Linked DNA regions of Homo sapiens: region 1 is linked to region 2. Evidence: read pairs that join two places in POLR2A ChIA-PET (ENCODE). Cell type or tissue: HCT116. All regions are shown on one strand. Each heading gives the region's core, and the rest is flanking DNA. Links, peaks and the distances in the headings are about the cores only.

The links. ChIA-PET counts read pairs that join two places held together with the same protein. Peaks named below come from ENCODE experiments on the same cell type or tissue, not always from the same donor. Only the 100,000 strongest peaks of a DNase experiment are listed, where the experiment ranks them.
Region 1: POLR2A ChIA-PET joins it to region 2 with 6 read pairs; 3 of 35 experiments call an interaction of 5 or more read pairs at or near these places.

Annotation. Positions count from the first base shown.
Region 1 is chr7:41,359,252-41,375,670 of GRCh38, reverse strand. No RefSeq gene overlaps it. Among named protein-coding and RNA genes, the nearest start is that of LINC01449, 270 kb to the right of the region's middle. In HCT116, for the core only: no CTCF peak of the experiment used is centred there; a DNase peak (open chromatin) is centred at 7,251.
Region 2 is chr7:41,306,622-41,323,040 of GRCh38, reverse strand. No RefSeq gene overlaps it. Among named protein-coding and RNA genes, the nearest start is that of LINC01449, 210 kb to the right of the region's middle. In HCT116, for the core only: a CTCF peak has its summit at 7,083 (motif pointing left); no DNase peak of the experiment used is centred there.

The DNA of each region.
Region 1 (16,419 bases), core at 4,051-12,050, 54 kb before region 2:
TGCTGTGAACCTAAAACTGCTCTTAAAAATAAAGCCTATTAAAAAGAAAGAAAAAGCACGTTGCAGCAAAGTATGAAGTAAGGTCCTATGTCAAAATATACATATAAATACATAAAACTGTACACTTTAAGATATGTGCATTTTACTGTATGCAAATTATACCTCAATAAAGAAAAAAGGAATATATGAATAAAAAGAATTTATAACATATGTGATTTTGCAGGAGCTGCTTTCCAATCTTTAGTTCCGTTAAGAGTGTTGTATAAATCTACAATGAAGCAGCAACCTCATCCCACCTCAATTTTGATAACGAGATGCTGCTGACACCCCTCTCCTTCAGCCTTGAAACTCATTCTGCTTTTACAAAAAATGCCAAAGGTCTTAGTTTAAATAAGTTTAGATGTGAAGGGAGACTGTGTTCTTAAATAAAAACCTTCTTATTTATGCTGACTTTCTTAATTAAGGGCAGAATCCCTGCAACAACACATAGATATTTTTTCCCCTAGAAAAAGACTCCAGCTAATATTTTGAGTTCATAAAGCACATGTTTTTAAATAAAGCCTATTTACTTTATGATCACATCTTTTACATACACATTTCTTGCACTCTGTTCATAGAGACAGGTATAAAGGCAGGCATGGCCCTTTTTATTCTGTGAGGAAAAGCACTTTTGAACATTTTTTTTTAAATTAAAAAAAATCCCCAGAGACTTTAAACTGCATTCATGAATTGCATACTCCATTATGTTGTTCTTCAATTACAGAGTGCCATGGCCTCCCTCACTATATGGCCCTCAAGGAGAATCTCGGCATATCTGAACATGTACTACTGCACAGACTATGTATGCTGTTGCCCATATCTATATATGTGCCACTTTATCTCTATCTTTAGCTCTGTATCTATACATCCGAAACATTTTTATGTAGGACAGGCCCTGCCTTAGCAGGCTTTCTGTGGAATGAGTGGCTTCCTCTCTGTGTATGTTAACAAAAGATCTCTGTTCCCAAACAAGAAGGCCTCTCAATCCACCTGAGAAGGCACTTGGAGAGTGTCCAGGGCTGACACTTGACCCTCATTCCTTGGAGGTGCAGGGCAGCATGCACCGTGCCACCTGGCCCCCTGACACCCTTGCCATTTATGCTTCATCAGCCCCCGGCCTGATAAATGAGTTTGCTTAGAGGAATGCAAAGGACCCTCCTGTGTCTGTGCCCACCGTCCACATCCTCCCAGACTAAATATGCTTGGTATGGTGGGGAGAGCCAGACTGCCTCCACTACACCCTTTGTTGACTCATGAAGAGGCTCTGCTCTCTGCAGTGACCTCGTGATGCCCAGAAGCCTTCCAAGCACCCTGGACACCTGTTCCTTGCAAGGGAATCTCTCAGAGGCATGGCCTGCGTCAAGAGGGCATAGACTCAACAGAGTCCCCAGTGATAACCTTGGCCAACTCCATTCTATCTAAAGAGCTAGAGATACCACCAGATGCTGAATGGAAAACAACTGCAGTTGCACAGAAATTATGGATCAGAGATCACTACAAACACACACACAGATAGACTTTAAAAAAAAAACACACGTACACACAAATGCTAAAAATCTAAGGGATTTTATATTTAGCCTCAAATAGAGCAGCTCAGTTGCCTGTTCTTAAATCCATTCTACTGAGGAATTGAGTTCTTTCATACACGGACGGTGGGAACATAATTCCGGCACCCTATCTAGGCAGCCATTTAACAATACTTTGCAAAACCTGAAATGTGTCTGTGTTTTGACCCACTTATTCCACTTTCAGAAATCTACCTTGTAGAATTCTTATACATGTACCTGAAAATGTGTGTTTAAGTGCATCTTTTGGTACTTTGTATGGAGTGGCCAAAAATAAGTAACAACTAAATATCCATTAACTAGGGGCTTCTAAAATAAAGCATGAAGGCTGGGCACAGTGGCTTACGCCAGTAATCCCAAAACTCTGGGAGGCCAAGGCAGGTGGATCACCTGAGGTCAGGCGTTTGAGACCAGCTTTACCAATATGATGAAACCCTGTCCCTACTAAAAATACAAAAATTAGCCATACGTGGTGGCAGGTGCCTGTAGTCCCAGCTACTCGGGAGGCTGAGACAGGAGAATTGTTTGAACCCGGGAGGTGGAAGTTGCAGTAATCCGAGATCTTGCCACTACACTCTAGCTTGGGAGACAGAGCGAGACTCTGTCTCAATAATAGTAATAATATTAATAAAATAAAACAAAGCATGACATATTATTTAGCACTATGTACTGACAAAAAAGGTTGCCAATGTACCCTATGAAGTAAAACAAATAGCTCACAAAACAATACAGTTATATAATATGATTCCATTATATAGCAAACACACAAAAACTGATGTGTTTATGAAATCACACACAGAAACCCACACGTGCATACTAATTAGAGGGATGTACCAAGCCTGTTTTGAGAGGCTACCTATGGGAAGTGAAGTGGAATTGGGAGAAGTGGAGGAAAACTTTCAACCTTTATGCAATACATTTCTATTACATTTGAATTTTTATAATCAATTCCAATTCATGTTCATGGACTGATTTCACTGAAAAAAATAGAAGCATCTGCTCCTATCATGCATTTAAAGATTAGTGAGACTATCAGCAGGCAGCAAAACAGGTACAAAGCAAAGGAGATTTCTACACTACGAACATCTATGTCTCTGTAGAAGGGCAGTAGTTGTGATGTGCTTTGTGGACCCCATATACTGTAAGTGCATTTTTTTTTGCATCCTGAAATTTTCTTCTTTTCTTTTTTGGCATTTACAAATATATTGTAAATGTTTTGAGAATGGGAATTTCTACTGCTCTTTGATTTTCAAATTACTGAAAATCAGAGAATTCTAAGTAGAGGCCATATCTGGTATGAATCTTGAAAAATGAGAAAGCGTTTGTTAGTTGAAAACCAAAATTGTATTCCAGGCAGAGGAACTGCAAAGCATATTCGTAGCCATATTAACAGATGCCACGATACAAGCCCCCTGGTACTGACAAGAATGAGATGGTTCCCAGACCCCATGGAGCCCCAGAACTAAGAAGCAGCCCCAGAATCTGCATTGAGTCCACCCCAAAGCCACGCCCCTTAGAACGAGCCATGTTCAGAGAGCAGTGGTGTCTTTGCCTGATTAGAATATAAAAGTGTGTGAGGTCAGTGAGCAAAGGAGATGGTAAAAATTTGGTTAGGGAGAGAATGTGAGAGGCTTCCTGTGATTCCAGCTTTTAAAGAGCTGGATGTTTTCCTGTCACACTGAAAGAAGTGCTGAGGGTTTTTAGCTTGCAAGTGAAAAGAACAAATGTGATTTGTACTTACACCTCCCAATCTGTTTTCTCATTCATAAAATACGCTGTATCTAGGCCCTGGGTGGAGACTGCAGGGATAAGCTGGACTTCCGAGCCCAAGACACTCTGGTGTCTTCCTTGTATACTTGGAAATCATTTAAATTCTTTACTTAGAATAACAGTCTTACACAACATGCAGTTTCTCATAACTGTAATCAATGATTTTCTACACTTGGAATCCATTTTACTATTCTTCAAAATTATTTAAATTTGGCTTTCCTTAGATCCGAATTTCCTGCTTGTCACTGATTTCATCAAGCTTGACTTCCATCCTGAGTCCTTTAAAACTCCTCTTCCCCTTGGGCGGATTGAATTACTAACATGTCTAATAAGCACATTTCAGTACGAAACTTCCAATTATTTGATGTAAACATTGTTTATGTATACAGACCTAATAATTTTCTAGGCAGATATCTGGTTAAGGCCAATGGTATGCCAGAAAAATGTTTAACAGCTGACTCTCCAGGAAAAATAAAAGAAAGAAAGAAAAGGCCTGATGTGATGCATTGGCCCATTTCTCCGGTGTAAATATTCCCACTGTGGCCAATTTTAAATTGCCAATATAATATCAGTGAATGCAGAGTTGGAAAGAAATGGGCACAATCAGTTCTCCTGAACTGCTATGAGCCAGTTCCAGACTCCACTGGATGACCTTTGCCAGCATTTGAGCTCAACTAGTCTATGCAGGAAAGCTCTACTCACTTCAGTCTCATCCAATTTTTCACTACTTTCATGTTTATTGAGCACCTTCTATGCATCAAGCACTGTTTTAGAAAGTAAAACTTTATCAGTAAAACAGATAAAGTTCTTACTCTCATGGAAATTATATTCTAATGGCAGGAGATAAAACAAAAGCACAACAACAACAATGACAACAACAAAAAAACTAAAACAAAGAAATAAATAGCTGGCAAAAAAGTCATAAAGAAATATAAAGAATGGGAACAGGGATAGATATTCTGGTTGGGGAAAGTCAAGGTCAAGGAGGAATCATCTGTTTTTCACAGAGGAGTCAGGCAAGGACCACAAAATGAAGAAAGAAAAATAAGAAAGTCAGACAGAAATCCTGGGCAAGAGCTTTCCAGGCCAAAAAACCAGCATGTGCAAAGGCTCTGAGGTGAGGGACTGTGCTTGGCATGCTAGGGGAACAGCATGGAGGCTGGTAGAATGCAAGCAAAGTGATTTCCAAACCTCCCCATCTGGAAATCCATTGACATTTCCTCTACAAATTTGTTCTTCATTTCCTTTTTTCCTTTCCAACAACATCAAAAATAAATTTACTTGGAGAATTGACATTATTACTTTTTATTTTCCTTAGAAAGGAAATGAAATATAGAGAGATTAAATCAAAAGCCTAATTATGGATCCAAAGTTATGATTGGTCTCTGTTTTATATACACTGCAACAAAACTTGGGCCAGGCAAGTTCCCGCCTGCCTTGACCATTTACTGGATCCAGTAACCACATAAGGGCTGCTTCATGTGTTTGCTGCAACATCTGCAGCTCTCCAGAACAGAAACATGTTCTCCTGCCTCCATCAGTAGACTGCCCTTAAATTGTGTGATGTGGTTTCCATTAAAAAGCCATTTCTTCTGTGGTGAAATTAGAATGTCATTTATTTATTTTCTAATTTATCGGACAAATATTTATTGAACAAAAGCTATGCTGTAAACAATATTCAAGGAATTAAAGATCCAGCAATGGACAAAATGCACTTGCTTGCCATCCTAATGGGGGTCAGAATTCAGCAGAACAAGTAAACATGCAACAAATATTTGCATTTCTGGCAATTCTGGAAATCTTACTGTAAGGTAAGTATTATAAAAAGATAATACATATTAGAACAAAATGTTGTTGATGAGTGAGAAATTAATACATGTCAGACAAAAAAAGTTTTAAATGTAGAAAATGCTTTGGGAGACAAAATACAATGAGTTAGAATCCAGGGGTAGCCTCCTGGGGCCAAAACTTGATATTCTGGAGTTTGATAATAAGGGGCATTGCCACTAATGTCACAGGGAAGGTGAGGACAAGAATTCACCTGGGAAGAGTGACAACCTCAGAATCTGAATCCAAGTGGAATTTAGGGCTGTAATTTGAGTGGAAGCGGGAGTGACTAGCGTGGCTACCGACCGCATTTGCAGAGCACCTCAACGAGATGCAGAAGGTGTCAGTTACTCTTATCAAAAAATGTTGAGGATGCTGAGAAACCAGCAACCCCCCACCCCCTGGTCCCTCCTCACCTTGGACTAACCAAGGATAGCCTTCTTTCAAGGGTAGTTGGGGTACTTTGAAATCCCTGGTGGTGACCTTGCTTCTAATCATCCCCACAGTGGGTGACCAGTGGATATCCTGAGATGAAAGAGTAACCCCTCTCACAAGGGGATTCTGGAGAGGCTAGCCTCCCGAATCAGACCTGACCCCATTTCTGGCCCCTCTGAGCAGGGCCTGAACCTGGGGGGTGATTGTGGATGAGGAACGAAAAGCTGTGTCATGGTTTGGAATTCAGACTGAGGAGAGTAGAGAGACACATGGTTGATGTGTCAACCGTCAACCTATGTCTCTGTACACACCCAGCAGGCCCTGGCCGAGTGGGCTGGATCCCTTCTGGAGGGCAGTCCAGCCTGGAGAGCTCCCAACACTGAGAGGAAGCACTGCCACTCCCCAGATGCGGCAGGGACAGAGTGGAGATGAGTGAGGAGTGGGTGGCGTGGGGGATCCTGTAGACGCCGGACCTCCTGTTAATAAGGGTCACAGGAGGAGTGAGGTGAGGGCAGGGTGCTCAGGAGTTGCCACCCTTGCTGGATGGGGTGCAGAGTTGCATCTCCTACTACAGTGGACATCCTGTGATGTAAGCCAACAACCTGATTGGAAAGAATCCAAACTATGAAATCTGTCTTTTAAACTTACTATGAGATCTGAAGAGCTTTTTAAGCTGCTAAACATGGGGCTAATCAAGGTATATTTTGACTTAGTTTTATGGCATTATTGATTTTGTATAAAGGAAAGAAGGGAGGGAGGGAGGGAGGAAAGACAAGGGAGAGAGAGAGAAAGAAAAAAGAAAGAAAGAGAAAGAAGAAAAGAAGAAAAAGAAAGAGAAAGAAGAAAAGAAGAAAAAGAAAGAGAAAGAAGAAGGAAAAAAGAGAAAGAGATAGAGAAAGAAAAAGAAAGAAAGAAAAAGAAAGAAAAAAGAAAAAAGAAAGAAAGGAAGGAAGGAAAAGAAAGAAAGAAAGAAAGAAAGAAAGAAAGAAAGAAAGAAAGAAAGAAAGAAAGAAAAAGAAAGGAAGGAAGGAAGGAAGGAAGGAAGAAAGAAAAAGAAAGAAAGAAAGAAAGAAAGAAAGAAAGAAAGAAAGAAAAAGAAAGGAAGGAAGGAAGGAAGGAAGGAAGGAAGAAAGAAAGAAAGAAAGAAAGAAAGAAAGAAAGAAAGAAAGAAAAGAAAGAGAGAGAAAGAAAGAAAGAAAGAAAAGAAAGAAAGAGAGAAAGAAGGGAAAGAAAAGCTTACATGTATGCAGCCTGAGACTCTTGTAATCGGAAGTGTGGGATGTAAGAATGCTTCCTTGCCAAAAAAGAAACACTGTTGAAATGATACAGAGTGAATAAACCACAGCCCCCATTTAACAGCACTGTGGGACACTGTCAGGCCACACACACAGAAGGCAGACTCTCTGGACAATGCTAAAGGAAGTGGAGAATTGGAAATTCTCAGAAAATAGATAGAGACAGAATTGGGAAGGGTGGGAATTTGAGAAAGGATATTTCAAATAATCTTAACTCGTCTGAACCAGACGGAATAGTCTTACTTCTATAACACAGCAACTTGAGACAAAGCACATGTCTACACCACAACAAACATTTTGGTAGGGAATAAACCAGGGCACATGTCCCGGGAAGCATGTTAATGAAACCTGTGCTCTTGCATTGAGCATGCAGGACGCTCTTCCGTCAGCCATCCTCAAGCTGGTGGACAGGTTCAGTAACGGCACCCAAAGTCTTCTAGGTGTTTCTCAGGGCAGGAAAACCCCTGGCAAACTGTGTGATGCGATCCTATTTTAAACTAACTGGTTTGAGACAGTCTTTGGCAAACCCAACACTTCCTTAGCCAAGGTCCCAGTCTAGCAGATGGAGTCTGTTCCCCAGGCCGGCGACATGAACTTGGCCTAAGCCCTGTGGAGAGATGCTACAGACAGAGGCTGAAGGACATATTTTTATACCAAGGGCTGGATGTGATCAATTAAGAATCAAAGTGGCACATCGAGGCCTGGAGAAAGAAAAGCAAAGCTTTTTAGAGGGAACCACTTAGTTTTTACCAGTCTGTAGCTTTGTGAGCCCTGGGAGCCAACACCATGGGCCACGTTCTCATCAAAGGGTGTGCGGGCAGCAGGGACAGGGTTGGGGGGCTGCCCTCAGGTGGCTTCGTGGGCCCTACACATTGCCTTCAGGACCAGGGAGAAAACATCAGAAGTCTCCTGGTGAGGACATGGGAGATGCCCCTCAGATTCCTGGAAGCAACTAAGAGTGGGAGAGAAGAAATGACATGTCAGGGGACGGAGGGCAAAGGAGATGGAGTTATAATTCTGTGAGATTTTGTTATTAGAGTTCATATGACTTTGTCATAATTATAAACTGCAGAGGCCTAAAGGAATCTGGACCACACATGGATCTGGTAGAGCTGTGCAGTATGGTGAGTGAGAAGAGTGCAATAATTATCTTTTTGTGGATTATTACTATGTGTCAGATCTGATGCTAAGAGCATGTGAGCATGATTTTACTTGAACCTCATAGCAACTTGATGAGATAAGTACTATTAATTTCCATCCCCATTTTAAAATAAGATACAGAGAGGCGTGGAAATTTGTTCAAGGTCACACAGGTCACCTGGCTTCTCTTTTAGTGGTTAGACAAGGACCATCTTGCAAAGAGGTATAGCTGTGGGGCCCAGAGCCAGACTTTTTGCAAAGGAACCCTGGATTCACTCACTTGCTAGTTGTTTGTTTTGTTAATTTAATGCAATAAACCTAGAACAGAGCCTGGCACATGGCAAGTGATAAATAAATGTTGGCTATTGACTAGTTGTTGATTTATCACATCCATCACCAGAAGCCTCATAGGGAGGAGCTGGAGCTTGAAATTCAGTCTGCGTCCATAGCCTGAGTTGTTAACTCGAGCTCTTGATTTTGTTTTGCTTTGTTTTCCATTTATTATTTTTTTATTTATTTTTAATTTTTAATTTTACTATAAGTTCTGGGATACATGTGCCAAACGTGCAGGTTTGTTACACAGGTATACATGTGTCGTGGTGGTTTGCTGCACCTATCAACCCGTCATCTAGGTTTTAAGCCCCACATGCATTAGGTATTTCTCCTAATGCTCTCCCTCCCCTTCCCCCCAACCCCCCAACAGACCCTGGTGTGTGATGTTCCCTTCCCTATGTCCATGTGTTCTCATTGTTCAGCCCCCACTTATGAGAACATGCAGTGTTTGGTTTTCTGTTCCTGTGTTAGTTTGCTGAGAATGATGGCTTCCAGCTTCATCCATGTCCCTGCAAAGGACATGATCTCATTCTTTTTTGTGGCTGCATAGTATTCCATAGTGTATATGTGCTACATTTTCTTTATTCAGTCTATCATTTATGGGCATTTGAGTTGGTTCCAAGTGTTTGCTATTACAAATAGTGCTGCAATAAACATATATGTGCATATGTTTATAGTAGAATGCTTTATAATCCTTCGGGTATATACCCAGTAATGGGATCACAGGGTCAAATGGTATTTCTGGTTCTAGATCCTTGAGAAATTGCCACATTGTCTTCCACAATGGTTGAATTAATTTACACTCCCACCAACAGTGTAAAAGCATTCCTATTTCTCCATAGCCTCGCCAGCATCTATTGTTTCCTGACTTTTTAATGGTTTTTTTTTTAATTATACTTTAAGTTCTGGGATACATGTGCAGAATGTGCAGGTTTGTTGCATAGGTATACACATGCCATGGCGGTTTGCTGTACCAATCAACCCATCATCTACATTAGGTATTCCTCCTAATGCTATCCCTCCCCTAGCCCCCTACCCCGCAACAGGCCCCAGTGTGTGATGTTCCCCTCTCTGTGTCCATGTGTTCTCATTGTTCAATTCCCACTTATGAGTGAGAACATGCGGTGTTTGGTTTTCTGTTCCTGTGTGTGTTTGCTGAGAATGATGGTTTCCAGCTCTATCCATGTCCCTGCAAAAGACATGAACTCATCCTTTTTTGTGGCTCCATAGTATTCCATGGTGTATATGTGCCACATTTTCTTTTATTTATTTATTTATTTATTTTTGAGACAGAGTCTCACTCTGTCACCATGCTGGAGTGCAGTGGCTTGATCTCAGCTCACTACAGTCTCCGACTCCTGGGTTCAAGTGATTCTTCTGCCTCAGCCTCCTGAGTAGCTGGGATTACAGGTACCCACCACCACACCCAGCCAATTTTTGTTTTTTTAGTAGAGACAGGGTTTCACCATGTTGGTCAGGCTGGTCTCGAACTCCTGACCTCTTGATCTGCCCACGTCTGCTCCCAAAATTCTGAGATTACAGGAGTGAGCCACTGCACCTGTGCAGGCACCTTGCTACAATAAACATAAGTGTGCATGTGTCTTTATAGTAGAATGATTTATAATCCTTTGGGTATATACTCAGTAATAGGATTGCTGGGTCAAATGGTATTTCTAGTTCTAAATCCTTGAGGAATCATCACACTGTCTTCCATAATGGTTGAACTAATTTATACTCCCACCAACAGTGTAAAAGCGTTCCTATTTCTCCATATCCTCTCCAGCATCTGTTGTTTCCTGACTTTTTAATGATCGCCATTCTAACTGGCATGAGATGGTATCTCATTGTGGTTTTTATTTGCATTTCTCTAATGCCCAGTGATGCTTTTTTTCATAGGTTTCTTGGCCACATAAATGTCTTCTTTTGAGAAGTGTCTGTTCATGTCCTTTGCCCACTTTTTGATAGGGTTGTTTGTTTTTTTCTCATAAATTCGTTTAAGTTCCTTGTAGATTCTGGATATTAGCCCTTTGTCAGATGGATAGATTGCAAAAATGTTCTCCCATTCTGTAGGTTGCCTGTTCACTCTGATGATAATTTCTTTTGCTGTGCAGAAACTCTTTAGTTTAATTAGATCCCATTTGTCAGTTTTGGCTTTTGTTGCCATTGCTTTTGGTGTTTTAGTCATGAAGTCTTTGCCCAAGCCTATGTTCTGTATGGATTCCTGACTTTTTAATAATTGCCATTCTGACTGGTGTGAGACGGTATCTCATTGTGGTTTTGATTTGCATTTCTCTAATGATCAGTGATGATGAGCTTTTTTTCTTATGTTTGTGGGCCACATAAATGTCTTCTTTTGAGAACTGTCTGTTCATATCTTTTGCCCACTTTTTGATGGGATTGTTTTTTCCTTGTAAATTTGTTTAAGCTCCTTGCAGATTCTGGATATTAGAACTTTGTCAGATGGGTAGATTGCAAAAATGTTCTCCCATTCTGTAGGTTGCCTGTTCACTCTGATGATAGTTTCTTTTGCTGTGCGGAAGCTCTTTAGTTTAACTAGATCCCATTTGTCAATTTTGTAAGCCCTAATTTTGGTAGCCAGTGTCCACGCTGTGTCAACCCCTGGCTGTTCCAGCACAGGGTTTTCAAGCTAGACTAGTGATTTTATCAACAATTGGTATGTTTCCTTCCTACCTTTTTCTCTAGGAACTTTTTACAATCCCAATCTTAACGGTTAAATGGTAGACTGCAGAAATATTTAGTGGCTGGATAGTTTTTTTGTTGTTATTCCATATTTTAGGGCAGCTTTCTGGTCTCATAGCTGCCTGTCTTTTTGATTGTTTGTTTTGTTTTGTTTTGTCTTGTCTTGTTTCAGTTTTCTTTATAGAACTGCTCAAAATAGAAGTATTTTGATTTATTTCTTCAAGTTTCATGATATTAGAAGGGATCTCTGGAAATATCCCTCACTAAACTCTTCCATACAGAATTCTTTCTTTCTCTATTTTTTGAGACAGAGTCTCACTTTGGCACCCAGGCTGGAGTGCAGTGATGTGACCTCAGCTCACTAAAACCTCTGCCTCCTAGGCTCAAGCAATCCTCCTGCCTCAGCCTCCAGAGTGTCTGGGACTACAGGTGCATGCCACCATGCTCAGCTAATTTTTAAATTGTTGGTAGAGACAAGATCTCACTATAATGCCCAGGTGGGTCTTGAACTCCTGGGCTGAAGCAATCTTTCTACCTTGGGCTCCCAAAATGCTAAGATTGCAGGCATGAGCCACTGCACCTGGCCTCCAAACTCTTGATCTCATCTAGCCAGTTCTCAGTCATTTCCTAACACTTGACATGTAATCTACTTAAATATAAAGAGGCTGCTTTTTTGGCATTCAGATTTATCTGTAAGAATGGAATCTTCAGTTCTTTAGCATTTGACACAACACCATATGCCTTTTCTAGAATTTCCTAGCATTCAACTGCTGTTCAGTTGCTGTCTTTCCCATGAGCTAAGTGTTAGGCTTGAAATAATAGATTTGCTAATAATTCTGCTTCTTTTTTCTCGTATGAAAACAGTACCATTTTGCAGTAATTTTTCTGAGCTTGTGAGTATCTGAGATGAAAATGCTGGAATGTGATTTATATTTTCTGGGTAAAGTTAACACTAGCCACTTCCTGACCTCTCTTGAAAACAAGCTGCTACCAACAGTGGCTGTTTATAAGGAAAATTGGTGTCAACCATTATAATTTGAGACCTTTCTGGAATACTTGGTGTTTGTAATGAAATTTTCATGTGTTTCAGAGCTTGATTTGTCAACTTATTTCTTATCACTAGCTTTTAAAAATCTTTAACTCATACATAATATATTTTAGACACAAGTAATTAACCAAACTTATCTTTCATTTTCTTGTTTTTGGACTACTTCTTATGTTATGCATTTTCTAGATATGGCCAAGACTGAAAATATATATCTAAATTAACTTAAAAGAATTTTATTGGCCAGGCATGGTGGCTCATGCCTGTAATCCCAGCACTTTGGAAGGCCAAGGTGGGTGGATCACTTGGTCAAGAATTCAAGACCAGCCTGGCCAACATGGTGAAACCCTGTCTCTACTAAAAATATAAAAATTAGCCAGGTGTGGTGGCACTTGCCTGTAATCCCAGCTACTCAGGTGGCTGAGGCATGAGAATTGCTTTAACCTGGGAGGTTGCAGTGATTTGAGATCATGCCACCACACTTCAGCCTGGGTGACAGAGCAAGATTCTGTCTCAAAAACAAAAACAAAAACAAAAAACATACAATGTTTTGATTTCAATTTTTTTATATAAGTTCTAATGATATTGCCAACAGGAATGGTCCCTTTAATGACTAACATATTATAAAAAATTGCAGGTTTTATTGTGGCAAGCCTATACATTTTGCAACATCAATGATATTTCTAATGGTCTTAATTCAAATAAGGCCTTCACAGCTTAGGACAAACCAACAAAAATTTAGTATTTTCTGAGTGTCACCTTGTAAGAGGCACTTCCAGATGTACATAGACCCTACTTAAGCACATTTATTTCTACAAGGATGAAATCCCCAAGGTTTCACTGATGCTCCCATTATGGAATCAGAATAATTATTATAAATTTTGGTTAGGTTGGCATACCTCTTCGCCTTTCCCGAGCAAGGGGCTAGTAACTTGGAATTTAGACTAAAGTAAACAGAAACATACCATGGAATGAAATAAATACAATGAACACCAGAAAAAGCCTGTTCACCGACCCAGAGAAGCAACATGAAACCTCACCTCTCCCAAGCATAGTATCACCTGTGTGAGTGTGACTGTGGGTTGAATTGTGCTCCCCAAAATGATATGTTGAAGTTCTAGTGCTTGGTATGTGTGAATGTGACCTTATTTGGAAACAGAGTTGGTGCAGATGTAATCAAGTTGAGATGAGGTCATGCTGGATTAGTATGGACATCGAATCCAATGACCAGTGTCTTTGTAGAAGAGGAGGGACACACATAGACACAAGGGAAGAAAGCCACATGACAATGGAGGCAGAGGTTGCAATGAAGCAGCTACAGGCCAAAGAATGCCAAGGATTGCCACCAACCACCAGAAGCCATGCAGAGGCAAGTGTGGATTCTTCCCTAGAGCCCGCAGTGGGGGCATGACCCTACTTATCACTTGATTTCAGACCTCTCGCCTCCAGAACTGAGACAGAATACATTTCTGTTGCTGTAAGCCACCCAAATTGTGGTACGTTGTTATGGCAGCCCCAGGAAACCAATGCAGGGGTGAAATCCAAATGTTCATTTTCACTGTAATTTAGAAGAAATTGATATAAAAACCCATCCCAGATAAGTGTTACTGTTGCAATGCCTCGCTGTAAAAAACACAAATGTTTTCTGTAATGTTTCTGTTTTCTGTAACTGCACACACACACAAAATGAACTAATTTAAAAGTATTACAAACAATGCAGGGAAATAATCTGCCAGAGGAGGAGTGAGTGGACATGGCAGAGTGGAGCATTAGAACCTCAAGAATTTGAGATAAATGAAAGAGACCATTAAATAAGTAGGTTTTTAAATGATATAAGAAATATGAGGAAAAGATGTGACACTATGAGAAAAGAAAAGAGGGAAGAAAATAGAATTTCTATACCCTACAGAAAATAAAAAGCAAAATGAAAATAAAGCAGAATAAAAATTCTAATGACTGAAATAAAAAACTTAGAGGGCAAGTAAAATAGCAGATTAATTGTAGTTAAAGAGATATATGATCTGAGGAAATTATAATAGTGACTAATCATTGGGTGTTAAGAATATCTTTTTCTTTTTCTACATATCTTTAAAAGGTATCTTAAATATTTATTCCCTACAATAATTACATAATAATAAGAAAACGTATGTCATCTATATTGACCTTGCTTCTACTCCGTTTTAAAGTGGAAGGAATTCCTGGACAGAATTCCAGTTAATTTTGCTCTTGTGGGTTGAAGCTGATGGATCCTGGATGGTAAGCTCCTGCCCTAGATAACAGTGTGCCATGCTTCCTTTGACAGCTGCAAATGCATGAGTTTAAAGGCAACACAGAAGAAAACCTCCCTTTCTCAGTGCTAATATGAAGCTACAATATGAAAGCAATAGGCCTCAAAATTCAACAACACGTGATCCAATAAAACACTGATCAGACACCTAACATCCAATAAAACATTGATCAGACATCTAACACTATATAAAAGGTGTTATAATAATGGCCTATGGGCGGTGGCTCACGCCTGTAATCCCAGCACTTTGGGAGGCCGAGGCAGGCAGATCATGAGGTCAAGAAATCGAGACCATCCTGGCCAACATGGTGAAACCCTGTCTCTACTAAAAATACAAATACTAGCTGAGCATGGTGGTGCGTGCTTGTAGTCCCAGCTACTTGGGAGGCTGAGGCATGAGAATCACTTGAACCTGGAAGGCGGAGGTTGCAGTGAGCCAAGATCACACCACTGCACTCCAGCCTGGCAACAGAGTGAGACTCCATCTCAAAAAAAAAAAAAAAAAAAAAAAAAAAAAAAGGAAGGATTATGGCGAATTCTGGTTTCAGATGATCTAAACTGAAAGGCACCCAGGAGTCAGAGATGACCGCATTATGAGTTCTCTCTGGGCTCAACAACAGCAAGTCCACAGTGATAAATCATTCCAAGAAGTGTAAGAAGTTTTAAGTAAAGGGAAGAGACTAAGTTTGTCACCAGTGGAAAGATCAGGTGTGGAAGAGCTGGCTGTGCACTTAATACAGAAATTCTTTTCTTCCATTTTCTCTCTTATTCCTCTTTTAAGTCACACAATTCATTTACATGTATTATTAAAACATTAAGTAACTGTACAGTTTGGACATAGATTTGCCAAGAAGACAGTGATTTAATGACTAAAGTTAAAAAAACACTAATTTAATGCTATTCCTCAAAATTTACAGAGTATTATTTTAATGGAACTAAAATACTGGTAACTGTATTTGTAAGTATATACACCCATAAAATCATATAAATATGAGTGGCCAATTGAATCTAAAGTTAAACTTGAATAATAATAAAGCACAAATAACTTCTGTTGTTAGTTTTTAAGGAATAATGTGGTGAGGATTCCCTAGGAAGTATTATAATTGATGAAAAGGATATATATGCATATCTTGATCTTAGTATAAATTACAGGAAGGATCACCAATCAAAGAGAGAAAGGTGGATAATTTAATAATCATGTGAGCCAAAAGAGTGATTTTGGGAAGAAGCAGAAATAAGATTATCCTCTTACATATCAAGGCAAAATATATTCCAAATAGATTAACGGTTTAGTTTAACAATGACGAAAGCCTAGAAGAAAATATAGACTAATCTGAAAATACCATTTTTGATCATTAACGAAGCTCTTCGAATACAATTTCTTGTGCAGAGCAGGGATCGAGAAGATAAGAAGTATTGAAATCAAGAAAAGAGTTTAAGATAAAGAAATATAGCAAAGGGCTGAATGTGCAATACCTCAAATTTGATATTAATTTAATCTGATTCCAAAATTAAACTTCGGATGATTTTTGAAGTTACACATGGTATAGCAAAACAAAATAATTTAAAAGCCAAAGAAAGAGTAAAGAAAAAATAATGACAGTTTAAATTGGATTTGGTAGGGTTAACAGTGCAATAAATTAATGTTGTCTGCTTTGATACACTTTCTAAGAGTGTCAGTGTGACTATAAGGTTCTCAGAAGCAAGAAGAAAGGCTGAATATGGTCATCCATGGAATTTCCATGAATTTATTTTTATTATTCTTAAATCTAGAATTTTCCTATAGATCATAAATGACTGAAGGGTATAATGACCACAGTTTTAATAGCAGTCACAATTGTAATAGTAACAACAATTACCAAGCTAGCCATGTTATATTTGTAAAGAATCATAATATTCAAACACAATGGATACTCTAATAAGTGGATATTAAATTATCAAGGTGTACACAAATTCTGGAACAAATTTTGGTAGCCTGTAAGA
Region 2 (16,419 bases), core at 4,963-12,962:
TAATAAAGAAATTGATTTTAAAAGGCCATGGTCATGCTGGGATATTAAAGGGTGAGATGGCTCTTCAGACCTTAACTTTATCCCAAGGAACATTTAGGCTGGAAGATCTGCTAGATACAACTTTCTTTGCTTGTAAATATGCTCTAAGCTGTGCTCTCTGGCCACTATCTCAAAGGTATTTTCTTTCTTTTGTCTCCAAATTTTTAATTAAAAAACAATAAAACTCTTTGAAGTACCCCTACTCCTGCCCAACCCATTCTCCTTTTCACCTTAGAAAATGCTATCACCCTAAAGTTGGCAGGTACCCCTCTCTCTGGGATGTTGCAATTGTATTCCACAATCTGCACTCGTACCAATATATAACATGATGTGATTTTTTTGAAAAAAAAAAAAAAAAACAAACTATATAAATAGTATACTGTGAGTAGCCTATCCCAACTTTTTGTTCATGTAACATATTTTCAAGATTTACTTGGGTAGGTATATGTAGATTTAGTTTTTCATTTTAAATAGTATAGATCAGCCTTTAGAATACAATTTATTTTTCTCACACCTTTATGGGTGAATATTTAATGTTTCTGATTTTTCCTGTTACATACATCATTGTGTGAAATTGTCCTTGGTTGCGTCCTTTGTGCATATGTGCCAGAGCTTCCCGGGAAATGGAACTGCTGAGCAGTAGAATCTGCACATCTGTAACTTTACCAGACAGTGCCAAATGACCATCTGAAAAGGTTACAGCAACTCAGACTTCCACATAGCAGAGCATGGGGGTGTCTTTGCCCCACATCCTCATCCACACGTTGTAATACCAAACTCTTAGATGTTTGCAAATCAGATAGGTAAGAACTGATATATTGTTATTGTTTTACTTTGCAGTTACCTAATTTACTTTTTCCATCTGGATTGCTAATTATCACACTATCATTTACTAAATCTCTCATTCTTCCCACAATGATTTGTAATGTCACTACTCTCAAAAACCAAGTTTCCATATATTGGGAGGCCTATTTCCTAGCTTTCTATTCTTTCAATTAGTCTGTTTATTACCACACAATCTTAATAAAGGTCTTGTTTTCTGCATAGTGAGTCCTCTATTATTGTTATTATTTTTAAAAATCTTCTAAAGTATTCTTGGCCCTCTATCCTTCAATATAAATTTGAGATTAAGCTTGTCAAAGCTATTTTAAATGCTTATCTGAATTTTTATTATAATGGAGTCTACTGTCTATTAATTTAGAGACAAATTTATGACATTGAGTCTTCTTATTCATGAACATGGTGTATTACTCAATTTATACTCTTTTGTTAGTTTCATAACAAAGTATCTACTATGTATCTATTCCATATTTGTCTTGCGTATCTTTTGTTAGTATTCTTTAGTTAGTCTTGTTAGTATTTAGTTAGGTATTTCTGCATACCTTATACATTTTGTGGCTATTTTCAAATAGCAACTTTTATAAATAACCATTTCTAGTTGGTTGTTATTGGCATCTGTGAAAGCTATTGATTTTTGTATTCTAATAATATACACCAAAAGCTTACTGAAGTTTCTTATGAGTTTTAATAATATATTTGTAGGGCCGGGTGCAGTGGCTCACACCTGTAATCCCAGCAATTTGGGAGGCCACGGCAAGTGGACCACGAGGTCAGGAGTTTGAGACCAGCCTGGCCAACACGGTGAAACCCCATCTCTACTAAAGATACAAAAAGTTAGCCAGGCGTGGTGGCGTATGCCTGTAATCCCAGCTACTTGGGAGGCTGAGGCAGGAGAATCACTTGAAACCAGGAGGCGGAGGTTGCAGTGAGCCGAGATCACACCACCGCACTCCAGCCTGGGCAACAGGGTGAGACTCTGTCTCTCTCTCTCTCTCTCTCTGTCTCTCTGTCTCTCTCTCTCTCTCTCTCTCTCTCTCTCTCTCTCTATATATATATATATATATATATATATATATATAAAATATATAAACATATATATATGTAGATTATTCTTTCCATCTTGAATGATTTTCTTAGTGAAGTAATTTACAATGCAATTACAGAATGCAGAATGCAGAGAGAGAGAGAACCAGACAACAGGAAAGGGCTTGGAGCACAAAAGTCAGACAGACCTGAATTCAAATCCTGGCCAGGCCTACATCTGATTAGCCATGCATCTTTAAATACATTGATTGACCTCTCTGCAGCTCAGTTTTCTTACGCATAAAATGGGGCTAAACTATGTTTATATTATAACATAGTTTAACTGTCATCTTTTATAAGATAAACCTTATCTTATAAGGTTTCTGTGACTCTTAAATTAACTATTAATAATAATATTAACATTAATAACACCAAAAATACTTACTCTGTGCCAAGGTCTCTGCCAAATAGTATAGAGGCTGGCACATTGAAGGTGCTCTACCTAACATCTCTCTCTCTCTCTTTCTTCATACACACAAACACAAACACACACCCCTTGTGCTAGGGAAATGTGCTAGAGGAAAATACAAATATCAAATATCACCTCTCAGGGTTTGGTGGCTGCTGGGATGGCGAATACTCAGAAAATTATTCACACTTAAAATTTCTAATCTTATCTTAACTTTGCCTGGCTCCAGTTATAATGTGAGAGCTCTGAAAATTTCCAGCAAAAACTCACCAAATTTTTAATCCATCTCCACCCCCAGCTTACCAAGAGCAGCCTCAAGACCCTCTTTTGTACTTGTAGGGGCCGTTCAGCCATCACACCCTATTGAACACATCTGAACTGCATCTTAAGATTTTTATTAAGCGTATGTAGGAATACACAAAATGCAAAAATTAGCTGGGCATGGTGGCATGTGCCTGTAGTCCCAGCTACTCGGGAGGCTGAGGCAGGAGAATCGCTTGAACCAGGGAGGTGGAGATTGCAGTGAGCTGAGACTGCGCCACTGCACTACAGCCTGGGTGACTGAGTGAGACTTGGTCTCAAAAAAAAAAAAAAAGAAAAGGACCAATAGAAAGAATAGAAAGCCAGGAAATAGGCCTCCTTATATATAGAAACTTCGTTTTTGAGAAATGTGAGATTACAAATCAAATCTCTGGGTATAAGATGAAAACTGTTCAGTGGAACTAAGTCTCAGCATTGACCTAAGCAGCTTGCAGTTCAGCTGTGGAGGGGCCCCTAACTTCACATCAAGTATTGGGTGAGTAAGGAGTTACAAATGAGACAGGGGAAAGGTTAATAAGAAAACAAATTTCTTAATTTCAGAAGGAATGTCAAACATCTAAGTTTGGAAGAGGACAAATAATTGCAAAATGCCAATAGTGTATTCATAGGACATTACAGTAATAATGACCATGCAGAGAGTAAAACCAACCAACTATGACTTCCACTTCCATCTGGGTGGATGTTTTAGGAGCGTGGTGAACATTTGTTGTTTTTCTCCCAAGTATCATTCTTTTAGCAGGCAACAGCTCTGGTCTTGGCTTGGGGATTCCTCTTCCTCACTCTGCCCATGTTGCCTGCTGAAGGCTTCAGTTGGGGTGAAAGGCAGAACTCATAACTGGAATGACCCTGGCCAAAGAGACTATTAGGATGAGCACAAAACTAGCTTAACACCTTCGAAGTGAGTCTTACAACTTTGTTGTAAAGACCCAGAAGGTTGTCTCTCTTCTTTTTAACTCAAAGTTATGAGAACGTGAGCTCTGGGTGACTGCAATACTATGCCACTGGATTTGTTTCTTGAGGCCGCTATTTAAAAAAAATCCTAAAAACTTGGTAACTTGAAACAATAGAAATCTACTCTCTCACAGTTCTGGAGGCCAGAAATCCCTTATCAGGGTGTCAGTAAGCTCCCACCAGAGGATCTAGGGAAAGTGCTTTCCTTGCCTCATTCAACTTCCTGGCTGGTGACTGCATCACTCACATCCCTGCCTCCATCTTCACAAGGTCTTCTCTTCTTCCATCTGTGTCCTCTCCCTTCCTGTCTCTCTTTATTTTTTTTTTTCCTGAGATGGAGTCTCGCTCTGTCACTGAGGCTGGAGTGCAGTGGTGCTGAGAGGTGAAGACAGCTGGGCTTCTGGGTAGGGTGGGGACTTGGAGAACTTTTCTGTCTAGCTAGAGGATTATAAACACACCAATCAGCACTCTGTGTCTAGCTAAAGGATTGTAAATACACCAATCAGCACTGTGTAAAAACACACCAATCAGCACCCTGTGTCTACCTAAAGGATTGTAAATGCACCAATCAGCACTCTGTAACAACGTACCAATCAGCACTCTGTGTCTAGCTAAAGGATTGTTTATACCAATCAGCACTCTGAAAATGGACCAATCAGCACTCTGGAAAATGGACCTATCAGCACTCTGTAAAATGGACCAATCAGCACTCTGTAAAATGGACCAATCAGCAGAATGTGGGCTGGCCAAATAAGGGAATAAACGCTGGCCACGGGAGTCAACAGCAGCAACCTGCTTGGGTCCCCTTCCATGCTGTGGTAGCTTTGTTCTTTCGCTCTTCACAATAAATCTTGCTGCTGCTCACTCTTTGGGTCTGCATTACCTTTATGAGCTTTAACACTTCACTGCAAAGGTCTGTGGCTTCACTCCTGAAGTCAGTGAGACCACGAACCTACCTGGAGGAACAAACAACTCTGGATGCGCTGCCTTTAAGAGCTGTAACACTCACTGTGAAGGTCTGGTGGCTTCTCTCCTGAAGTCACCGGAAGGAAGAAACTCTGGACACATCTGAACATCTGAAGGAACAAACTCCAGACACACCATCTTTAAGAACTGTAACACTCACCACGAGGGTCCACGGCTTCATTATTGAAGTCAGCGAGACCAAGAACCCACCGGGAGGAACCAATCCCTGACACAGTGTGATCTCAGCTCACTGCAAGCTCCACCTCCCGGGTTCCCGGTATTCTCCTGCCTCAGTCTCCCGAGTAGCGGGGACTACAGGCACCCACCACCATGCCCAGCTACTTTTTTGTATTTTTAGTAGAGACAGAGTTTCACCGTAGGCAGGATGGGCTCCATCTCCTGACCTCATGATCCGCCCGCCTCGGGCTACCAAAGTGCTGGGATTACAGGCGTGAGCCACCATGCTTGGCCTCCTGTCTTTGCTATCTCCTATAAGAATGAACCGTCACTGGATTTAGGGCCCACCTGGGTAATATAGAATAATTCCATGTCAAGGCCGGGTGTGATGGTTCACGTCTGTAATCCCAGCACTTTGGGTGGCCGAGGCAGGCGGATGACCTGAGGTCAGCAAGACACCGTCTCAAAAAAAAAAAAAAATTCCATGTTAAGATCCTTCACTTAATTACGTCTTTTCCAAATAATATACCATTCACAAATCCCAGGGATTTGGATGTGATATATCTTTCTGGGTGCCACCATTCCATCCGCCACAAAGGGAGAGTTTGTTCTGAAAATGCAGCCAACCCAGAGGAAGCAGGGCCAAGAGATGGAGAGAGAAATCTTGGGGCTGGTTACTCCCATGAGGCCCTGCACCAAGCTGTGCCTAAAATCAGCCCTAGCCCTGGGGTGTCCTGTATGTGAGCCAGAGGGTTTTATCACTGTTTCCTTAAGCTGGCTTGAATTGGGTTTTCTGTTATTCACACCCCAAAGAGTCCTCACAAAGATGCCTGGGCAAAAAGAATACTTTCCATCAGGAGACTCGTCCTTGATCTTTCAAGCAGAAGGAATAGCTGCAGGATTCTATGCAATTTGAGAGAATTCAGGAATTTTCCCTTCGATGACACAGTCTGAAGGTGCCCCCTTCTTCTCTTGTACTGTAGGCTGTGTGGATGTGCACACCCCAAGAATGAGCCACTCTCTCTCCTACTGAGGAGGGCCACAGGGGCTTCCGTGGGGTTGACCTGGGGTAGGATGGAAAGTTACAACTGGGTATTGAAAAAAGAGATTTTCTGATCTCAAGAAGAGGCAATATGGGATAGTGAGAAGGCAACGGTTTTGGAGTCAAACAAACGTGAAATGGAATCCAGCCCTGTTGGCTGCTAGCTGGGTGGTGTAGCAAAGCAGAAGTTACTTAACCTTTCTGAGCCTCAGATTCCAGAAGCTCAAAATGCACCCTAACTGCATCTTACCTGCATTATATGGTGATTGCATCCTATAGTGATGCATCACTAACACTCTTCACTGCCTCAGATGGCAATTGTGAGGATGAAAAACACAAGTATAGCAGAAAGAGGATGTCCCATATATTCTCCAGGCCATGTGACTGCTGACCCAATGTGTCCTGAGGGAGAAGCAGCACAGGTGAAGATGGAGATACAGATACTGAATGGGGACTAGTGTTTCTTGAGTACTCTCGAGGCACCAGGCTGTGTGGGTCTCTTTCCTTTAATGCTCTGAAGTAGGAGGTAATCGCTGCATGGCACAGATCAGAATCCTGAAGCTGCCAGGATTATGTAACTTCCCCAGTTCACACGGGTAGTGAGTGTCCGGGCTGGAATTTGAACTCAGGTTGGTCTGACTTCAAAGACCACGCTGTTTATGCTACTCCACCCTCTCATATAACGAGGGAGGAGGATAGTGAGGGCAGGAAAAATAATCCTAACACCAAACAGAGAAACAAAACACTTACAATGCTTACTGTGAGCCAGGAGCTCTGCTGAATGCTTTTGTGAAATTGCCTTTAAATATTTATAAAAATAGTCAATGTTTATTGAATGCATACTGTATGTCAGGCTGTGATGAAAGGGCTTCATATGCAATATTTTGTTTAAACCTCACACCAATCCTTTGAAGAGTATCGTGGTGTTATTATCACTGCTGTTTTTATTATTAGTAATAGTAGTTCCATGTTACAGGTGAAGAAAAGGTGGCCCAGAAGGGGTTAAATGGCTTGCAGAAGCTAGCAAGGAGGATATGGACCCAGGTGGGCAGCTTCAGAACTGTACCTTGTAGGTGCAGGACACTTTGTAGATGTTGAGGGTCCCTGGACCCCACACATTCTAGCAACGTCCACACTACGGGGCAGGCATCATGCACAGATTGAGGGATTAGTATGATCATACCACCCCCTCCCCAGCCTGCCCCATGCAGCACCTTCCAGGCAGCCTGCCCAGGAGCTCTGCACAGCGCCCTCAGCTGGCCAGGGGCATCTGCACACAGAGCAGCTCTGAAGGTGGGGTTGTGGGGGACAGGTCTTCTCTTCTGAGGTTTGTCGGGAGGGATGGACCATCTTTACCCCTTAAAGAGTTAAGAATGTAAGAAGGGAGGTAAAACAACCTCATCTGTAAGGACTGGGGTGGTTTTTGTTGTTGTTGTTCTAACACTGGCACATACAAAATGTTCAGCCAGTAAGTCCATTTCAAAACACAGGGGTCCTGTGTGATTTTCAGGAAAAAAAAAAAAAAAAGGCTATTAACACCTTTGAAGTTGCCAAGCTTCCAGACCCCACACTGTATCTTTCTTGAATATTATTTTAAACCATTCAAACAAAACATTTATTCAGAATTTACAAAAATAATTCGAGCAAGACAGCTGAGCTTAAAAAAAAAAGACGCCAACAGTGATTTCCCTCAGCCTCAGTTTCCCCCCATTTATACAGCAGGCAAATACTACTGACTTCAGCCAGCTGTTGTGAGGAATAATGGAGAAGATACTTACAAAAAATTTAGAGATGTCCCCGGCACAGTGACTCAGTCGTTGTTACTGTTAGTTTTATTATGCTTATCTAGATAATGATCATAATTTTGATATTAGGACAAATCATGCACTGGACAAAATGTTATCCCAATATGAGGGCTGATCTTGTTCATTTGTCCTGCTGAATCCATGCTTTATCGGTGTCCACCTCATCTGACTTAATGGTCACCACGCAGGGATGGCGACTGGAACTTAAGAGACTCACCCTCTGTGGCACGAGCACCATGTGTCACATGGTTTGCTGGCAGGGTGAGGTTTGCACAACGGCTTTTGACAGGCGGCTTTCGTTCTTCTCCTTTAAGCTCTATACTTGATGCTATTGGACTTGTAAATAAATCACATTTTATTGAGATCCTTTTTAGAGAGTCTTAGAAAGGCTCTCAAAACAAATCTCATGGCCGGGCACGGTGGCTCCTACCTGTAATCCCAGCACTTTGGAAGGCGAGGTGGGCAGATCACAAAGTCAAGAGTTCAAGACCAGCCTGGCCAACATGGTGAAACTCCGTCTCTACTAAAAATACGAAACATTAGCCGGGTGTAGTGGCGTGGTTGTAATCCCCGCTACTCGGGAGGGTGAGACAGGAGAATTGTTTGAACCCAGAAGGCGGAGGTTGCAGTTAGCTGAGATTGTGCCACTGCACTCCAGCCTGAGCGACAAATGAATAACGTCTTATAGGATAAGGATATGATTTAAACTGACATAAAGAGTATCATTTTTTTGGCCAGGCATGGTGGTTCATGCCTGTAATCACAGCACTTTGGGAGGCCGAGGCAGGAGGATCACTGGAGCCCAGGAGTTCCAGACCAACCTGGGAAACATGGCAAGACCCTGCCTTTACAAAAATACAACAACAACAAAAAAGACTAGGCAGGTATGGTGGTGCACATCTGTAGTCCCAGCTACTTAGGAGGCTGAGGTGGGAGGATTGCTTGAGTCCAGGAGGTAGAGGTTGTGGTGAGTTGCAATTGCACCACTGCACTCCAGCCTGGATGACAGAGCAAGACCCTGTCTCAAAAAAAAAGTGTCATTTTTCCATCTTGCTTAAATGAAGTCTAAATTTCTAAAATAACAATAATAGAAATAATAAGGATTTAAAAGTTATCAAACTCTTATTATTTCTAATGTGTACATGTAGATCATAATTTTCCAAAGCTATATAAATGTTTTGGTCAAATGGTATGCTGAGTAACTAGTTATCAAGTGAGACATTTTAGTTTACGTTGATAAACACAAATATTAGAGATAATCTGAATCAGACTGATGGTCCAGTTCTTAAAACAATCCAGTTTCAGTTTTTAAAATGATTAATAGTTGGATTTGATGACTCAAGGGCTGTTTGTAAATTGGCCTAAGAGAAGCCTCCTTTTGGTGGAAGGGGAGAAATGGGTGCAGGCCCCTGTGAACTCATGATATGACCTTGGGCATATCACTACTACACTTTTCCAATCTTAGGAGCCTGAGACATGTCATCATGCAAGTGAACCACTGATGTCAACCTTTAGGATCTAATTTGATTCTCAGATTGTAGATGTGATTCCTCAGAATGACTTGACCATCAACCTACAAGCAGCCTGTGAAATAGAGGAAGACTTTCTTTCTATGTGTCTGTGCTATTCGCAGTTGTGTACTTTATACTATCCTTTCATTAAGAACTGCAATTTTAAGAATTCAAGAGGAGAATCCTCTTTTGTGGGGAGAGAGATTTGTCATCATTCTTTCCTATAAAGTCTTCACAGGACAGTGTTCAGTGTTTCGCCAAATAAACGTTAGAGTCTGGTAATGGTGATCACTTTGTGATACACCTTATCTGCGAAAACTTCTCCCTTACTCACACAGCTTGTTCTCATGAATATGTACACTTCCTGATGTTCCTTTTCAAGTCACAGCACATCATATTTCTATTTCTAGAAAGCTCTACCTAAGACACCATCATTTCTTGTTTAATTGGCTACTTTTAAATTTCCAATGTGGTCTTGCCTTATATATAGCCTCTTTCACAATTATTTCTAGGGTGAGTCAGGATTCCATAATAGATTGCTGGAAACATCTGGGCCTTCACAGAGGAAAGATTTCTAGAATGGGAAGGGAGAAGTATGGTGGCATAGCTCTCAAGCATCAGTATCATGTATGTAAAAGGCCAGTTTGGAAAACATGGCTAAGGTGATAAATGTAGCTTTTCCCTGAGAGGTAAAGAAATGCAGATGGCATTCAAAGGCGATGGTAGAGGAAATACATGGAGATCGGTCAAGTCTCTATAATTGTATGTGCCACCAGGGAGTCACATAGCAGGCAGGAGACAGCAGGGAGAAAATCCATATAGCAATATTTTTAAGCCAACTTAGTCTTATTTTAGATCAAATTTGGATACTTCAGTTAAAAAGACAATGTTTCTGGTGGGATATGCCTTCTTCCCTTACCATAAAATTCCTTTATTATTCTCTGTTGCCTTGCCTCTTCCCCAATGCACACATTTAAATTTCCTGCCTGGCCCCATTAGGATTTGGGTTTGCAGACCCCTTGAACTGATTCCTGAAATTAGATGAGAAAATGACCTTACAAAATAATTCCACTTATTCTCTTCAACCATAGAATGTTAATCAGATTTTTTTTTTAAAACGAATGACTATTCAAGAACTGACTTTCATGCTATGCCTCAAATCTATGGCTCAGAATCCATAAGAAAGCTTTGGAAATACTGCAGAGAGTAATGTTGAGCTGTGTACGTCCCTTTTCTTATGGGGCCAGAGACCGAGGACTTTAAAACAGCTTCAGTGATTTAGCTTGTCCCAGCAAGACACAGTTGGAGGTGCTGCAAAGATGTTTGAAAATGTTGTCTCCCTGGCAGAAGCAGCAGCGGAGGCTGAGGGATGATGCTGGTCCTCCTAAGGGTTCCCTCCTGGAACTCACAGGGTGGGAAGAGGCTATAAAGCGTTGTTTGATCTGGCACTGGGCATTATGTTATCATCACAGGTTGAGCTTGCCAAGACCGTCACAGGCTCTGCATTGAAATACTGGCCTATACATAAGGCCTTATGCCTGGGTTTGTGCTGCCCTAGATCCCGGCCCTTTTCATGCAAAACCATTTGCAAATTCACCTAGCTGCATGGCGTCACAAGCTAGACAGACGTGCTTGGAATAACTGCAGAAGTCATTCCAGGTAACACCATCGGACACAATCCAGGTCTTCATTGCACCCTTCTTCACCTTTGGAGTCTCTCAAATATTTATAATTTATGGTGGCTGATTTCTCTAAGTCAGAATATACCTGCAAGACCAATGGAAGAAAGCAGCAGGCGGCCCAAGCCACCCCAGGGAGGGGTTAAATCCATGCTCTATGCTGTGCCATGCTGAGCACTCTGTGAGCAGATTCCCTGCCTGTCCTCACACTCTCTTCTTTTACTGCTCTCTCTGACGGACTTGTTAGGTTCTAGCCACACTACAATGTAGGAGGTCGCCACATGAGTTATGCTTTGCCTTTGTATATACCGTCCTCTTTTACTAGTCCTGTAGGACCAAACACAGGTCCACCTCTTCCAGGAAGGCTTCCTGATTTCCCCCATCCTACGCTGAATTTCACACTCCTCATCTCTGCTCCTTACTGGTACCCTCTCTGCTCCTTACTGGTACCCTGTGTAATTTCTATCACTTCTACTTATATCATAGTTACCAGTGTGTGTCTATCTTTTTCACAATTATGACCCCATTTAGTATAGGAGTTGTCTTGTTCATTTTTCTGCCTCAGTGCCTTGTGCAGGGTACATAGTTAGCACTGAATGAATGAATGAGGGGGAAAAGAGTGAGAAGAGGATTTGAGAACAAACATGTAGCCATCATCTGGCACGTGCGAGAAACTGTCAGATGTGTTATGTCATTTAATCCTCAGGAAAATATGCAAAGTGGGCATAATTATCCAAATTCATCAAGTGAGAAAAATGAGGCTCACAGAGGAGAAATACCTTTATATCTGAGAAATATCTTCAGGTCCTATAATTGATAAATGACAGCAGCAATTTTTGAACCCTAGCCTTCATGACTTTGAAGGCTGTGCTCTCTTCATTGTATCCTGACCGGCTCCCTAATGGCCACCATCTGAAGTGCCCAGGCCAAGGGTGCCACGGTTGGGTTGGGGAGGCCAGTGCTGCAGGCTGACCTGGTACATAATAAGACCCTTTTTGGATAGTGTCTTTTGACTACCTGTGTTTGACCATGCGTGAATGCTGCTGTGAGAAATAGCATACTCAATCGCCATTCTCCCTGGAAGAATTGCCCAGGAAGGAGTCAAGGTTTCCTCTTAACCCTTGTATGACCTCAGGGTTATTGCCTCACAATTTTTTTATAACTCTGCTTCCTACAGATAGCATTTAGCTTTTATAAAACCCACCCAATTCGTTATCTGCTCACATTTCTCCAGATGTTTCACCTCCCACTCCTGTCTTTCTTAATGACTCTAGGGGTTGATTACCAGCAGGGTTTAAGCTGTCAAATTATTCTTGGCTCTATTCCATTTAAAAACATTTTTTAAAAAATCCATCTTCAAAGTTCAATTCTAAATCCTCACCAATGGATCAATAATCTAATTTTGAATTTTAATCAAATCACTGTCCTAGAGCTGGACACATAGAGAATATTTTATTTTTCTGTGATTCACACTCACCCTGAAGATTTTGTGTTGACTTTGCTTCTGGGTTCATACTCCTCCTCCCTGCTTCTCATACAGAACCAGAGATCTGGAAAAGCAAGAGGAGGCTGTGACCGCCTAAGGACTCCGCACCAGGGAGGGTCTTCCTCTGTCAGCTTAGACCTTTTTAATGGGGGAGAGAAAAGGATATCTCTGGGATTCTGGAGTTTCAGCAAACGTATTCCTGCTGATCTTTGGAGAGTAGAGCATGAAGGCCAATATCTTTATTCATGCAACAGATTTAATGGGGCTGGCAGTCTTCTTTTTCTAGATGCCACCATGTATTTACATAGCACACAGAAACATGCAGGGGGAACACAGCCTTGGAGCTCCCAGAATCCTCACAATGACCCCACTGAGTCCTGGAGGCTGCTGCGCACCCCCAGTTGGTCCCTACCTGAAACTTTCCCTTCAGCTGGGGCAAGATGAGATCATCTGGGGGCGAATCCTGACTTTAATTCCAACATCCACTTTTCCTAGCACAGAACTGATTGTGGGAAATAAAAGGTCCTCCTTTCTCTCAACTTGGATTTTGATTATCTCTGAGGTTCTGGGTCTTTTTTGAGAGGGAGTGGGTTTCTTGATTCGGAGTAGCAGTAAGGGGGCATAAGGGGACACTGAAGCAAATTTCACTTCTGAGGCCTCAAGAAAGTGCTCTAATTGGTCCTTTGTTAAATACTATGGGGGATATGCAATTTCTTCCTCCATTCTGGGACTCAGAGTCTTGGAATTACACCTACCGTACCCCAACACAGCATTACTTAAAGTATTTTTTAAAAAGCGATAATCAAATATTTATATTGCACTTAACATTTTGCAAAGGATATTTTCATTTAATATTTCTTGTGTGCAACTGGAAAATCTCTGCACTGAGTGAGAGGGAGGGCTGTAACGTATGATGAAGCTGTATGATGATGCTGTGCCTTATGTTTCCTTTCGAATATTGTTACACATTTTCACGGAAGACCATCATAGGAACCATGTATTCATAGAGCAAGAAGTGGTTTTCAGAAATCCAACTAAACGACTTTTTTTTTAAGACCTTGCAACTTCATCTCATACTTGAAGTCTTGCCATCCACACACTCCACTGGAAGGTTGAAATGATCCAAATGATATCAATTATTTTATTTTTAACCTACAGTCAACAATTATTAATGCTTTTCATACACAGCAGCTGCATATACACAGGCACACACATTGCGATAATATGCTTCTTAGACTTAGTTTTATGAGATTGAAATCTTTCTATTTTTGATAAAGGAGATAGAATAAGTATATACACACATGAGATGAGATTTAAAAAACATTTTAAAATTGTTTTTCAGCAAAGGATTGTAATGAAAGCTTTCTAAGGACAACTTCACTGTATATAAGACAGTTTTAGGCTCATGTTTTAAAATATACTACAGTGCTTTGGCAGAACAGCCATGTTTGTCAAAAAGGTATTTTTTATGTCAACAGTGCCTCATAGGCTGATAGGTTTTTTATACATTAATTTTTTAATCCAAATATTCAAATCCAAATATTGAATATACTTAATTGGGTTTGACTATATCTGTTTATTTGGCCAGAATGTTATCAGAGTAGATGAAACCAGATAAAACTGCTAGTCTAGGAGCACAGCTTGTCACCCCTGCTCACTTTCTTTAGTCTCTATCCAATAAGCTAGAGCACACCAGCATTTCTTGCTTGGTTAAATTATACATTTCACGAATACCCCTAGTCAAATGTTATTCTCACGTTCTCAATAGAAACATTCAATATTAAAAATCATGTATGTATACAAACTACAGACTGGGTGACTTAAACAACAGACCTTTATTTGTTCACAGTTCTAGAGGCCAAGAGTCTTAGATCAAGGTATCAGGAGAGGTGGTTTCTTCTGAAGCCTCTCTCCTTGGCTTGTGCATGGCCGTCTTCTCTCTGTGTCTTTACATGGTCTTCTCTTTGTGTATATATGTGTCCAAATTTTCTTTTCCTATAAGCACGACAGTCATACTGGATCAGGTCCCTCCCTACAGAACTCATTTTAGTTTAATTATCTCTTTAAAGATCCTGTCTCTAAATACAGTCACATTCTGAGTACCAGCGTTTGGAGCTTCAACATACAAATTATTAGGTGTCCCTTTGCACAGAGACGCGTTTTTATTCCAAGTTGCCTATGCATTCTCCAAATACCCAGGTTATTAATTACTTGGCCAAAAGGCCCCAGTTAAGTAGGGTGGTATAAAATCAATGGTCACATTGGCTATTTGGTGTCTTACAGACTACACTGTGGAGTCTTATGCCCCCAACCCCACCACCTGCCAAAGCATTCCATCCAAGAGGGAAGAGTTTAGGTTCATTTAATCATGCCTATGGCAAAGAGAGACAAGCTCTTGAAAGTCAAAATAAACTTGGCCTTTCATCTCTCAAGGGTGGGCCCCTGGCTCCCAGCTTCCCTGATAGAAATGTAATCTTAAGATGACCCTCTCTTGCCAAACCCAACAGCTTGCTAATTCCCACAGCCTTTAGGGAACTTTTCATGGTGGTAAGATAGCAACTAAGTTCCAAGCAAGAGTGAAAATAATTAACTGAATTGTGTAACTCAGTCCTAGTAGAAAGAGTTTGGGGTACTTCTAAATAAGTCTTTGAAAATTCTCTTTTGGGGCATTAATACCGTGAAAACAATCTACTTGTTGCCTTCTCCACTATATCAAGTTTCTGAAGGGTGGGAATTTTGGCCTTTTTTTGTTTTTCTTTTATGCTTTTGTTTTTTTAGTAAATATAGGGTCACACTCTTTCGTGTTCATACTAAATACACTAAAGAGAGTGTTTTTTTTACACTTACGATCTATGCCACATACTAAACAGACACATTCCTTTTGCTAATACTTATCTTTTTTGTATCCACCTTACCTAGCATAGGCATTATCTTAGATTTATTTAACTCTAATTATCTCATTCATTTCCCACATATGATAGATGCCAATCTTATTTGTTTATTGCCCATTGACTTAAAAATGTCATATTATGAATCTCAAGATTAAAAAATCTTTTTTATGGCACTATGATGATGACGGTTGAAGCTGCATCATGGCACAAGGGGTTCATTATACCATTCTCTCTATTTTTGTGTACATTTGGAAATTTGAACGATAAAATGTTTACTAAATAATACAATAGCAAAGTATATCTTTGAGCACAGTCTAATTTGTTTTAATTTTTTAAATATCCAGTTTATGTTGAACATTTCTAATTTTCCCTCAGGCTTCATTATTAAATTTTGGAGTGAAACGTAATTCAAATTACTTATTTAGTACCAGCAGACTTCCTTTTTTTATAAGAAGTTTATAAATTTATTTTACTTTATTGTTGAGACAGGGTCTCACTCCCTCATCCAGGCTGGAGTGCAATGGCACAATCTCTGCTCACTGCAACCTCTGCCTCCTGGGGTCAAGTGATCCTCCTGCCTCAGCCTCCTAAGTAGCTGGGATTACAGGTGCATACCTCCAAGCCTGGCTAATTTTTATATTTTTAGTAGAGACAGAGTTTCCCCATGTTGGCAAGGCTGGTCTCAAACTCCCGGCCTCAAGTGATCTGCCCACCTTGGCCTCCCAAAGTGCTGGGATTACAGGCATGAGCCACTGTGCAAGGCTTTAAAAGAAGTTTTGATAGACTAACAGTGTTAGTGGACATGGAGGTATGCTTTCCCACAAAGTTTTGCTAAGTAACTTTAGGGAATAAACTATTATCCCTGATTTCTAAGCAACCATGTTCAGTAGGGACAGTGAGGGTGTGAAAAGAGACACATATCTGGACCCATGTTAAGATGCAAGCAGTAGAAAACAAAGACAGACTGCAACAAGCATGTGCCACAACTCCCCACCCTCTCTCCAACCCCCTAGGACTGGAGAAGCCAGCCAGAAGGAATAAAATATCTAGATCTGCTCTTGAAGGGATGGGAGAACCCAGCGATGTTTTCAGTGGTCTGGTGAAACATCTTGAACTGCTTCTTAAATCTTTAGGACTTGGCAAAATACAAAACACATTTTGCCAGGCACTTTTTCTCTTAATTTTTAAGCCCCTGTGTATTTCAAGGGAAATTAAATCC